Regions from separate parts of the Homo sapiens genome. Here region 2 is linked to region 1. Evidence: chromatin loops called from intact Hi-C (ENCODE). Cell type or tissue: CD14-positive monocyte. All regions are shown on one strand. Links, peaks and the distances in the headings refer to the core of each region. The heading gives the core; the rest is flanking DNA.

The links. A loop is a pair of places that touch in the nucleus more often than their neighbours do. Peaks named below come from ENCODE experiments on the same cell type or tissue, not always from the same donor. Only the 100,000 strongest peaks of a DNase experiment are listed, where the experiment ranks them.
Region 2: it touches region 1 in a loop (2.3-fold over the local background); 6 of 110 quality-filtered maps call a loop at or near these places.

What each region holds. Positions count from the first base shown.
Region 1 is chr1:41,800,461-41,805,827 of GRCh38, reverse strand. All of the region lies in intron 1 of HIVEP3 (HIVEP zinc finger 3), which reads left to right. Among named protein-coding and RNA genes, the nearest start is that of HIVEP3, 120 kb to the left of the region's middle. RefSeq lists an enhancer at 1,283-1,342. In CD14-positive monocyte, for the core only: no CTCF peak of the experiment used is centred there; a DNase peak (open chromatin) is centred at 2,787; H3K4me3 peaks cover 832 bases; H3K27ac peaks cover 3,091 bases.
Region 2 is chr1:41,726,684-41,732,050 of GRCh38, reverse strand. All of the region lies in intron 1 of HIVEP3 (HIVEP zinc finger 3), which reads left to right. Among named protein-coding and RNA genes, the nearest start is that of HIVEP3, 190 kb to the left of the region's middle. RefSeq lists an enhancer at 3,625-3,694. In CD14-positive monocyte, for the core only: a CTCF peak has its summit at 5,135 (motif pointing left); DNase peaks (open chromatin) are centred at 3,050, 3,290, 4,420, 4,840 and 1 weaker place; H3K4me3 peaks cover 1,568 bases; H3K27ac peaks cover 4,176 bases.

The DNA.
Region 1 (5,367 bases), core at 66-5,065:
TCTCCATCAGGATGGAAGGGCTGCTTTTGTGAAGAGGTGGGTCAGAAATCTTTCTCCTTCCCGTCCATTCATAGCTTATGCCTTATTCCCTTCTCTCTGGCTCTTGTTCTCATTTTAAAATGGAAGAACACAAGGTCTACAAAGAGGACTCCAGCTCTTGGTCACGTATCCTCTTGCCTGGGATGCAGTGATTTATTCAACATTATCCCTGTGCCAGCTTCGTCCTCACTGCAACCCTAAGAGGTGGTGTCATTATCATCTCCCACGCACACGCATGTAAACGAGGGGCAGAGGGAGAGCCCCCAGCTTGCCCAAGGCCATTTGAACCCAGACCCTAGCAGCCTCTGTTGTCCTGCCTTCCTCATTCCATGGAAGGGCACGTGTAGATACCAGTGGCCACTTTGATTTAAAGGCCTCAGGCCAAGTGGGTTCTCAATTGGAATATTAAAAATTGTTTCATGTAGTTGATTTTTTATTTTTAAATTTGTCTTGAGAGGGAGTCTTACTCTGTTGCCTAGGCTAGAATGCAGTGGCATAATCTCGGCTCCTGGCAACTTCCGCCTCCTGGGTTCAAGCAATTCTCCTGCCTCAGTCTCCCGAGTAGCTGGGATTATAGGCACGCACCACCAAGCTTGGCTAATTTTTGTATTTTCAGTAGAGATGGGGTTTCCCCATGTTGGCCAGGCTGGTCTCGAACTTCTGACCTCAGGCGATGTGCCCGCCTCAGCCTCCCAAAGTGCTGAGATTACAGGTGTGAGCCACCGCGCCCGGCCATTTCATGTAGTTTAATTGTCTGTACACTGTAAAGCCAGGGTAATGATTGGCCTCATGGGTCATGTGCACTTGCCTACCGGGAAAGTAGGCTTTGTTTTCTCCTAGAAGCTTCTTGCAGAATTAGCTCTTGTCTTCTGAGTATATATTTTTTTTCCTGTAACTACTTACCAGGATTTAAAAATGTGTGTATACACAGTGGGTGAGGGAGTGAGGATAGGAGATGCTCTAAAACAATCTAGCATGTGAGTAACTCCTCTAATCCACTTGCTCTGACCAGCCTATTGGAGGGTCAGCATGAGTCTGCCACAATTAAATACATGTAGATTTTTCTAGATAGTCGTAGAGGATAAATTGTTATGAATCAAGCCATATTTTAAATGGTTCCAGTGATGCAGATGACTTTGACATCTGCAGTGAATGATTTGATAATCTAAGGAAATCTAAATCCCTTCCCTCTCTCTCCTTTTCTCTCTTTCACATAAAAACTCTTTTTCATGTCTTGGGTGACCTTAGGGAGATAAGCCTTCTGTATCAGTTCTGCCACTCAATAGTACATGACCTTGAATGAGCACCTGGTGGTGGCTAGCTCCAGTTGCTTCAGCTGTAAAATGGGCACAGCCAGCCTTATCTGGCAGGTTTGTCTTGAGGATTAAACAAGCCCGTGTGCCTGCAGCACTGGGCAGATTTTGGCAGAGGGCGGGCTTTTAGCTTTCACACAGGAACCTTCTGTCGGTTGGTGGGGAGAGCCATGAAAACAGTAAAATACAGAACTGTGGGTGAGTGTGAATCCAGGCAGGTACAGGCAGGGGCTGTGGGACCACTGGGGAGGGAAGCCCACCTTTGTGGAGTCGTTAGGCAGAAATCGGAGGTGGGGACATTCGAAGTGGGTTTTACAGAGTAAGTAGGAGCTGTTTGCTCAGTTATTTATGTATACCTCACTTTATTCCAAATAAAGATTTGAGATCATATACATTCTACATTAAGGTAAAATAAATTTAATAAAGAAATAATATGCAAGGGAAAATAAGAGGAGAAACTAAAATAAAGCCATGGACAGGTTAGGACATAAACCTGCTAGAGGTGATGAACAGGTTTGGCACTGTGCTTCCTAACAATGAAGACAAAAAGGGAACATAATCGATAGGCGGTTCTTAGTCATCATGTCCAGAGGATTAAAAATGCACCCAGTGCCCAGGATGTGCACAGCTTTCCCTGGGGCTAAGACCTAAGATACATTTTCCCCGTGATCCCTCAACAAGGGGAGTTTGTGTGACATAGTCCTTAGCAACATTGCTGTTCTAACCATGTCATTCCAGTATGATTGCTTCTGAGGAGAGTGTACCAGGCAAGGAACACTGTTCTTGGCAGAGGGGACAGCATGAGTCCAGCTTCACGTGGAGGGAATGTCTGCAGGCCTATTGTCAGTGTGGCTCTTGGACCATGTGGCCCAGTGGGGCCTCTGGGTACCTATGGAAGCAGTTTTGGGGTGAGTGGCATGGCACCAGGTGAGGGGCCACAGGAAAAGCAATGCTGGGGTGTGGAAGACTCACTTTGCAGACATGTCAGGGCCAATCCTGTTAGGACATGACAGGAATCAAGGCTTCTGTGGCCCTTGCAGTTGGGGTCATTAGTAGCTGGATCAGAGACTGAGAAGGTGGGGCCTTGGCAGTGCAGGAAGCATGATTGGCTGGGCTGCCTGCTGGTCTTGGGCCCCAGAGGCTGGTCACCTTTATAAAGACATTGCAAGACTTTTTCGCCTGTGAAATTTAAAGCAACAATAACAACACATACTCCGCAGCCTGTCAGGAAGCCATGTGAGAAAGCTGAGCTGCCCCACTGTCAGAGCCTCATATTTTGGGGTTTTTGTCTGTTCTATTTTTGAGGCTGGTAAACTGGTTTCCTGTTTGTTGCAAAATGGGTGGTTGTTGCTGTCTGTGCCTGCCTTGGCTTTGGCCAGGCCTGGAGGGAGGTGGCCTCACCAGCCTAGGCCCATCCTTCTGCCTTGGGCCAGTTCCCTTCTGTACAAATGCCAAAGAGGAACCCAGCATTGCCAGGGGCAGGGAGTGGGGGCACCCTGCCAGCTGCTTCCTAGGGTTTCTGAGCGTGTTTGAAGTCATCATACTCACTTTGGCAATGCCTCTCTCTGGGAGGACTAGCTTCATGTCACTAAAAGTGGACACATTTTATACTCAGAGGTCAAATTAGCAACTCAGTAAGAGCAGGGGGATGGGACTGGGAAGAAAGAACCATCTGTCATTGTAAGGACAGAAGGGAGGAAGAGAGAAAAACCCATGTTAATTGATACTTGCTATGTGACTGTCATTTTCACAACTTGTATCTCATTTAATTGTTACATGTCATTCCCATTTTACAGGTAAGAAGCCTGAGGCTCAGAAACAGTAAGTCGACTAGAATCATTTGCTCAGGATGTTGGCACTTTGGCAATGCCTTGGAGAGCAAGTTCAGCATTCCTCTCCTATTCCCACCCTCCATCACCTTTTTATTGAAGATGAAAGCCAAAAAAAGAAAAAAGCTTGGGGCCAGGTGCAATGGTTCATGCCAGTAATCCCAGCATTTTAGGAGGCTGAGGTAGGAGGACTGCTTGAGCCCAGGAGTTTGAGACTAGCCTGGGCAATATCAGGAGACCCCCATCTCTATGAAAAATAAAAAGTTAGCCAGGTGTGGTGACACATGCCTGTGGCCCCAACTACTCGGGAGGCTGAGTCGGGAGGATCTCTTGAGCCCAGGAAGTTGAGACTGCAGTGAGCTGAGATGGCGCCACTGCACACCAGCCTGAGCAACAGAGCAAGACTCTGTCTCCAAAAACAAAAACAAAAAGCTTGGAAAAACTCCCAAAGCTAGGTAGTAGCTGAGTCTGAAAGTTACTTAACTAGTGGTTTCTAGTCTACTGCTTTTCCAAACTGCCTTAGATGCTTTCTAAACTGGCAGGGACATGATACCAGTCCAGCATTGAGCAGAGTTTGAACTTGTGGCTAGGCAAGCCAGGCCCAGCCGCCATGGCATTTACATTTGGACACCTTGCTTCTCTCCCAGAGCAGCTGGATAGTGGTGTCCCAGTAGGACCTGTGGGCCAAGGGTATGCCTCTCCCCTGCCCCCCACTCCTTGACATACCAGCTTCAGATCCTGCAATTCCCTCATTGTCTTTTGGGGTCAAAGCAACGAAGGCCCTTCTAAAAGCATGGGTCTGTTTCATTGGCTGATTATTTCCTCTCATCAGTGGTTTTTGGTGGATTCAACCTGCTCCTGGACCCCTAGGGGCATTTTTTTTTTATCTTATTTTATTTTTTTCAGATGGAGTCTCACTCTGTGCCCCAGGCCGGAGTGCAGTGGCGAGATCTCGGCTCACTGCAAGCTCCGCCTCCCGGGTTCACACATTCTCCTGCCTCAGCCTCCCGAGTAGCTGGGACTACAGGCGCATGCTGCCATGCCCAGCTGATTCCCTAGGGGCATTATTATAAGGAGAACTGATATCTATTTTCACATGTGTATTTTCTCAATCAACAGATGCTAAAAGTATCAGTAATTTCTTGTAAGAGTCTTAAAATTACCAAGGCTGGAACTACTACCTGGGGGGCATTCTCAGGTCTTAGTAGCTCTTCTCAAATGATTAGTATTCCCAATTAACTCAACCTAGGGCTGGGTGCAGGAGGGAGTAGAGAGATAAGAAAACCCATCAGCCTAGGTGGCATGGCCTTGAGGAACCTTGGAAAGGGAAGAAGGGAGACCAGATTGAAGGGAGGAATTACCTGGGGCAAGGGAGGGGGATGTTGCTCTTATGCTATCCCTTTGCTACTCCCTCAACCTTAATAATATCTTCACTTAATCTCTTCCTGCAGGGACCTCTCTTCCTTCCAGGCTCAGCACAGAGGGTCCTTCAGCAAAAAGCCTTGCATCTTCTTCTTTTCTGGGCCCTAATAAGCCCACGGTTACACTGCCTGTCTTCTGACCTCCCTTCATCGTACCTGCTTTTAAGTCCTTTGTGACTTTATTTAACTCCACTTAGTAATTGTAGCTCCTTGTGGGTAAAAGATAGCATTAATTGTAGTTTGTTCTCTGCACAGTCATGGTTCAGGGCCAGATAATGTAGACGAAAGGGAGGGAGGGAGTTTAGGTAGGCAGGTAACGAATTCCTTCCTTTGTCTCAGGGTAATAGGCCCTGTCTGGAACATTATGGGAGAAGCAGGAAGGGCATATCCTAGCCCATCTCTATGTGGGAGGCATCTGATCACTTGCATTTCTGATACCCTTGGTACTTTGCATATATAGTGAAAGGGGCACCTGCCTTGCTCTTGCATTTTCTATAGCAAGGGGACTTCCCACATCCTCTATCACTGGACACATTTGAGTTCCCTGCTGGCTTCTGAGCCTTCCCTTCTGTTTCATTATCTATTGCTGGCTTAACAGACTACACTCAAACTCTGTAGCTTAAAATCATGATTTATTATTTCTCACAATTCTGGCTGGGTGGTTCTCTGCTGGTCTTGGCTGGGCTCACTCCTGCAGCTGCATTCAGCTGGTGGTGGGGCTGAGCTGGGAGGTCCAAGAGAGCCTCCCTCACATCGAGGGGCCTG
Region 2 (5,367 bases), core at 141-5,140, 74 kb after region 1:
ACCATGTCCTCATCTTTTGTTTCCTCTCCATCCCCCATAGGCCCCAGAGGGCCTGGTTCCATGCCAGACCCTTCCATAGAGAAACACTCGGTCAGGGGAATCATTCACTTGTTTAACCAGTATTTATTGCACATGGTTTTGTTATCTATTGCATGTGGTAAATTACCCCATACTTTGCTTCTTAAAGCATTAGACATTTCTGTAGGTTAAGAATTCAGAAGCAGCTTAGCTGAGCAGTTCTTGCTCAAGGTCTGTCATGAGGTTGCAGTCAAGGAGCTGGCCAGGGCTGCAGTCATCTGAAGGCCTGATTGGGGCTGGAAGACTCCCTTTCCAGATGGCTCCCTCACAGGCTTGGCATGTCAAAGCTGATTGTTGGCAGGGGACCTCCATTCTTCCCCACATGGGCATCTCCATAGGCTGTTTGACATGGCAGATGGCTTCCTCCAGCAACTGGGGTCCAAGAGAGAGCAAGGTAGAAGCCACAATCTCTTTATGACCTAGCCATGGAAGTCATGCCTGTCATTCCCACGACATCCTGTTAGTTACATAGGTCAGTTCCATTCAGTGTGAATACTCAGAGATGAGAACCATTTGGAGGCATCTTGAAGCCTGACTACCCCCAGCACCTGCTGTGCATGGGTTGTTTTTTCTGGACTGCTCACCCTGAGTGTTGAGCATAGAAATGCAAAGTTCACAGGTTCACGGGGGCTTACTGGGGCCCTGGGGTGGATTCAGGGGGTCTGCCACTGGGGTAGGCTGTGAAGACTGGCCAGGTTGATGGCTCCGGAGCTGCCTGAGGACAAGGAGAATCCTCAGTATTAGAACCCAGCACCTCTGTCTCTCAAATCAGCCCCTTTATCCAACTTACCCATGCCCCCAACACTCAGTGGCATTTGCATTCTTGACAGCTGTACGCAGTACACCTTTTTCCCGGCAGTCACACTTGTTCAAAGAATGGGCATGTGTCACTCTAGGAGGTAGTGAGTTCCTTGTCCCTAGAGGCACTTGCTGCAGAGCCACTGGTCAGAGACGCCACAGAGGAGAGATTTTAAGAGGTTTCACTCAGCCCTGGGTTTCTGACTTCCCACTTTCTTTGTGATCTGGCTGTGGGAGTTGCGTCCTTGCTCCTCTTCACAAACAAATTCACCCCCCACAGGAAGCCTCAGCTAGTCCCATTAGATCCCCTGAATAGGACCCTGGCCTATGGAAGCTGTCCTCTTGCCCCACCCCCCAGCCTCCCACCTGTGGGGTCTAAGTGCCCGGAATCCTGGCTTCCTGCCCATGCTGCCCACATCCCACTGGGAGCCTTCACCGGATAATCAGGACCATTAGAGGCCTCCTAATGCCACCTGACGTTGGGCCTGTGATGGCCCCCACACCGGCTGCCCATGCATTATTAACGTGCAAAGAGCGTGAGAGAACTGCTTAGATAGATTGCACCCTGGCGCCCCTGGTGCATTAGTTGCTGCATTTGCAGCGTGCCCCTGGTGGCCCATGATGTTCCCCTCCAGGGTCTCCCCCAGCATTGCCAGGCCTGGCTCTGCCCCAGGACTGAGTGCTGATGGGGAGCTGGCTCTTCAGGCACTGGGCATCTGGAGCAGGGTGGGGCTAGGAGCACTGGTGCCAGGGATGCAGGGTTGTGCAGGCCCAGCACTTCCGGGTCAAAGAGGGCAGCAAACTGAAGGATCAGCTCATCTACTCCTCACCCCCTCAGCTCTACAGGGGAGGACACCAAGGCTTGAGGGGAGAAGTGACCTGTTCAAGGCCACAGGTGAGGGGCAGAGGCCCAGGTTCCTGGTTCTCCCTTCATACTGAGTCTTCCTTGAGCTGAATCATGTCAGCTCCTAGAGCCTGGGGTGAGGCCTCTCAAATGGACAAAGAGGAATCCTTTGCAGGAGGAGCCTGCCTAGTCTCTTGAGGGCCCCTGTGAGAAAGGGGGCGAATTCCCACAGGAAGATGAAAGCCCCTTGCTCTGCAGTCACGTTTCCTAAGGTTAAACACGCTCAACCCCGACTAGCTGGAGGACCTTGGCCGACTCACTTTCCCTCTCTTGGCCTTCGTGTCTTCATCTGGAAAACAGGCACAGTATTCCCTGCCCTGCCTTTGTGCCTCCCTTCCTGTCTCCCTCTGTGGGCTGGTGTGAGGATCCAGAGTGGTAGTGGAGGAGAGGGAACCGGAAACTCACATGACACTTCCTGTCGAGAGCAAGAACGCACCTCTTCCCGGCTCCAGCACCTCGCACCTTTCAACACAGAATCAAAGACTGGGCTGGGTTACCTAGAGTTAATTGGAGGTAACTAGAGGAACAAGGACACATGGCTGAAAGGACTGTCACCTTCAGGAGGCCCTGGTCCCAAGCCTAGGGCTGCTACTTACAAGCTGGTGGCCTCGGTCAGGGCCCTTCTCCCTCTCTTCTCTTCACTTTCTCCTTCTGTAAAATGAGTAGGGAGTTGGAAAGGAGGAGTTTAGAATTCCTCTAAGAATATTCCAGCTTTAAAGTCAACGGGGACCCATTCAGAATAAAAAGGTCAGTGACGGATATCAGGCCCTTTGCCAACAGCAAGTTTGGGAACCCTGGGAAACCCGTGGTCCCTGGACATAGAGTTGAGGGAGTGAGGCAGTGACGATGAGCTTTGCCAATCTGAGAACCAGTGCCTTCTCAGTTTCTTGCCAGTTTTGCAGATGAGCAGTTGATTTACAGAGTTGGAGTGAGTTGCCTCAAGTCACAGAGCCAGGGTGAGAGATAGCATGGGCCCAGGTCTGCCCTGTTCTTCACAACATAATGTTGGAAGTAGAGGGAAAGGCAGGGAAAGGGGCTGCCGGTTACTGATCACCCCTGTGCACTGGGCTCTCTGCTTCCCCCAGGATCTCGTTTTATTCCCACAGCCACCTTGGGAGGTGGACTCCCTGAATGGAACCCCTGAGGGTGGCGGAGACAGTAGTCTGATTTCTGGTTGTTCCTGGATGGCTGTGTGTTGGGGGAAGCACGTGGCCAAGGCAGCCTGGGTAACCCCTAGTCCATGTGGGAGATGGTGACTGAGAGCGAGATTGCAGCCACGTGGAGATTGTGGGCAGCAGTGTGGCTGGGACAGCAGCTGCTCTCCCTATGCAAATGAGGCCCTCAGCACCCACCATCCAGCACTGAGCAAACACCCAGCAGAGAAACCCCCTCCTAAACCTCTCTGGGACCCTAGCCTGTGCCTTCTGACACCTTCACCGCAGCAGCTGCCTGTACTCTAAGCCCAGTCCCAGGCCACAGCAGTTCACAAGAACCATGCCCACCCCTTGGGGGAATTCCCGTGTCTGTCTGGAGACAAACTGCAGCCTAGGCAAGTCTGGCTGTAGAAGCTGACCCTAGAAGCCAGCCCTGCATTAAGAGCTGACTGTAGCATCCCCAGTGGCATGCCCGTATCACTTCCAGGGCCAGTCTGAGAACTGTCAGTGGGGCTGTAGATTGAGAACAAGTCTGGCCTCATCCACCCTCTGCAGATCCCAAGCATATCGCCTTTGGCCCCTCCCCTGCACATTTGCTCATGCTGTCCCCTTGGGATTACATTTCACCCCCCCTTACTCCCCCTGCTCTGTCGCCTTGGCAGAACCAGCCCCGCATCCCCTGCCCAGCACTGAGTGCCCCAGGCCTGGGTGCCGTCTATCATTACAGCCTGCTCATGTCCTTGGACTCCAGCTCCCCTCTAGGCTGGGCACTCCCTGGGCTGGGGCTGAGGAATTTGTGCCTGGCTTTGGATTGAGTGTGGTCTCATTTATTCCTTGCAACCTAGAAGACAGATATGCTTATTGTTCTAGCTTTATGGGTGAAGAAAGATACTCAGAGAGGTCAAGTCACTTGCTCAAGGTTGCACAGCTACCAAGTAGGAGAGCTGGGATAAGGAACTGGAGTTGCATGCAGAGTCTGTAATTGGGAATAGACTGGCCCTTATTCAGCCCTTTGTTCCCAGGCCTGACAAAGCCTAGGGTGATTAAGGACCAGCAAGCGTTGATGCATTCTTGTTCAACAATAAGATGGTGGATACTCTCCCTGTCTGTTCCCCAGGTATCCTGAAGGTGCACCCTGCCGCTGTGTGCACAGCCCACCTACCCCAACATGCACCCGTCAGGCCCTGGATGAGGGCATTTGCTCAGGAGATCCTTCCAGCAGTGTGGTGGGCTCAGGATGGTTATACCCATTTTATAGATAGGAAACTGGGTACTAGAGAGGTCTAATAAATGTCCCAGAATGACCCAGCAGGAAGTAGCTGACTACGACTCCAGCCCAGGGCTTGGGGCTCTGTGTCTGGTGCTCCTTCCTAGGCTGGCGGGATGAGGCCATGCTTGCCAAAGTCACCCGGGCTGCCTCTGGCCCAAAGTGACGGAGCAGTTGGTCAGCTAGTCCTCCACCCCGAGGCCTCTGAGAAGAGAGGAAACACCGGTCTGCGGGGGATTCCTCCGGCGGCGCCGCGCCCCTCAGCCACTTCCTCTGGACACTCTCGTTTTCTTTGTCACTTGTTTTAGTTTCTGCTTTTCTTCCCTCGTTCCTTTTTCTCAAGGCCACTTTCATTTCCGTCTGGCAGTGTCCCCCCAGCCCACCCCTACTCCTCTCTGCTCAGCTCCCACTGCCTGCTGCCACTTTGGGATCCCCAGAGGCCTTGCCTGCCTGGGCCACATTTCCCAGCTGGTAGGGGTCAGGCACAGGAAGGGGCTGCCTCCCGGCTTCATCCCTCGTGGTGGGGAAGCTGAGGTGGCTGTCAGATCGCCCTAGGATCCCAAGCAGCCCCAGGTTCCCTGCTTAGCCTCTCTGGGCCCCAGGCTCTTTCTCATCTATGAGATGGGAGGAAGTCCACCCTCAGAGAGTGTGAGGAGAGAAGGAGATGACACACGTGAAGCTCCAGTAACTAGCACATAGAAAAACCCAGTGAACACCAGCTCTGCATCTCCGGACCTGCCTGTGAGTTCAGTCTTCTGTGCCTGCAGTCTTCTCCCCCAACACTGGGCGCCCACACCTGGCCAAAGGCAGACCTCGCCATCTGTGCCTCCCGCGCTGAGACACCAAAGCCTGTAGAAAGGTGGTTCTGAGAAAGGAAGAGAGGATTATCACTTACGCCCTCTGGAGTCCATATGTACAGCCCTCTACCACAGCAAGAGCCCCTGCCCCCATGCCCAGCACAGAGGCATCATTTTCCCTGCAGACTGCCAGCCACCAGGCACTCAACACTCAGGGTAGGGCAGCCCTCCATTGTTCGACAGCTCTGCCTTTTTTAAGAAAGTTCTTCTCTCTAGTCAGCTGAGACCTGCCAGCCTCCACACCTGTCCTCTATCTTTGACCTTCCCCAAAAGAACTGATCTCCTCTCTCCTATTGTTCTAGATGTCTC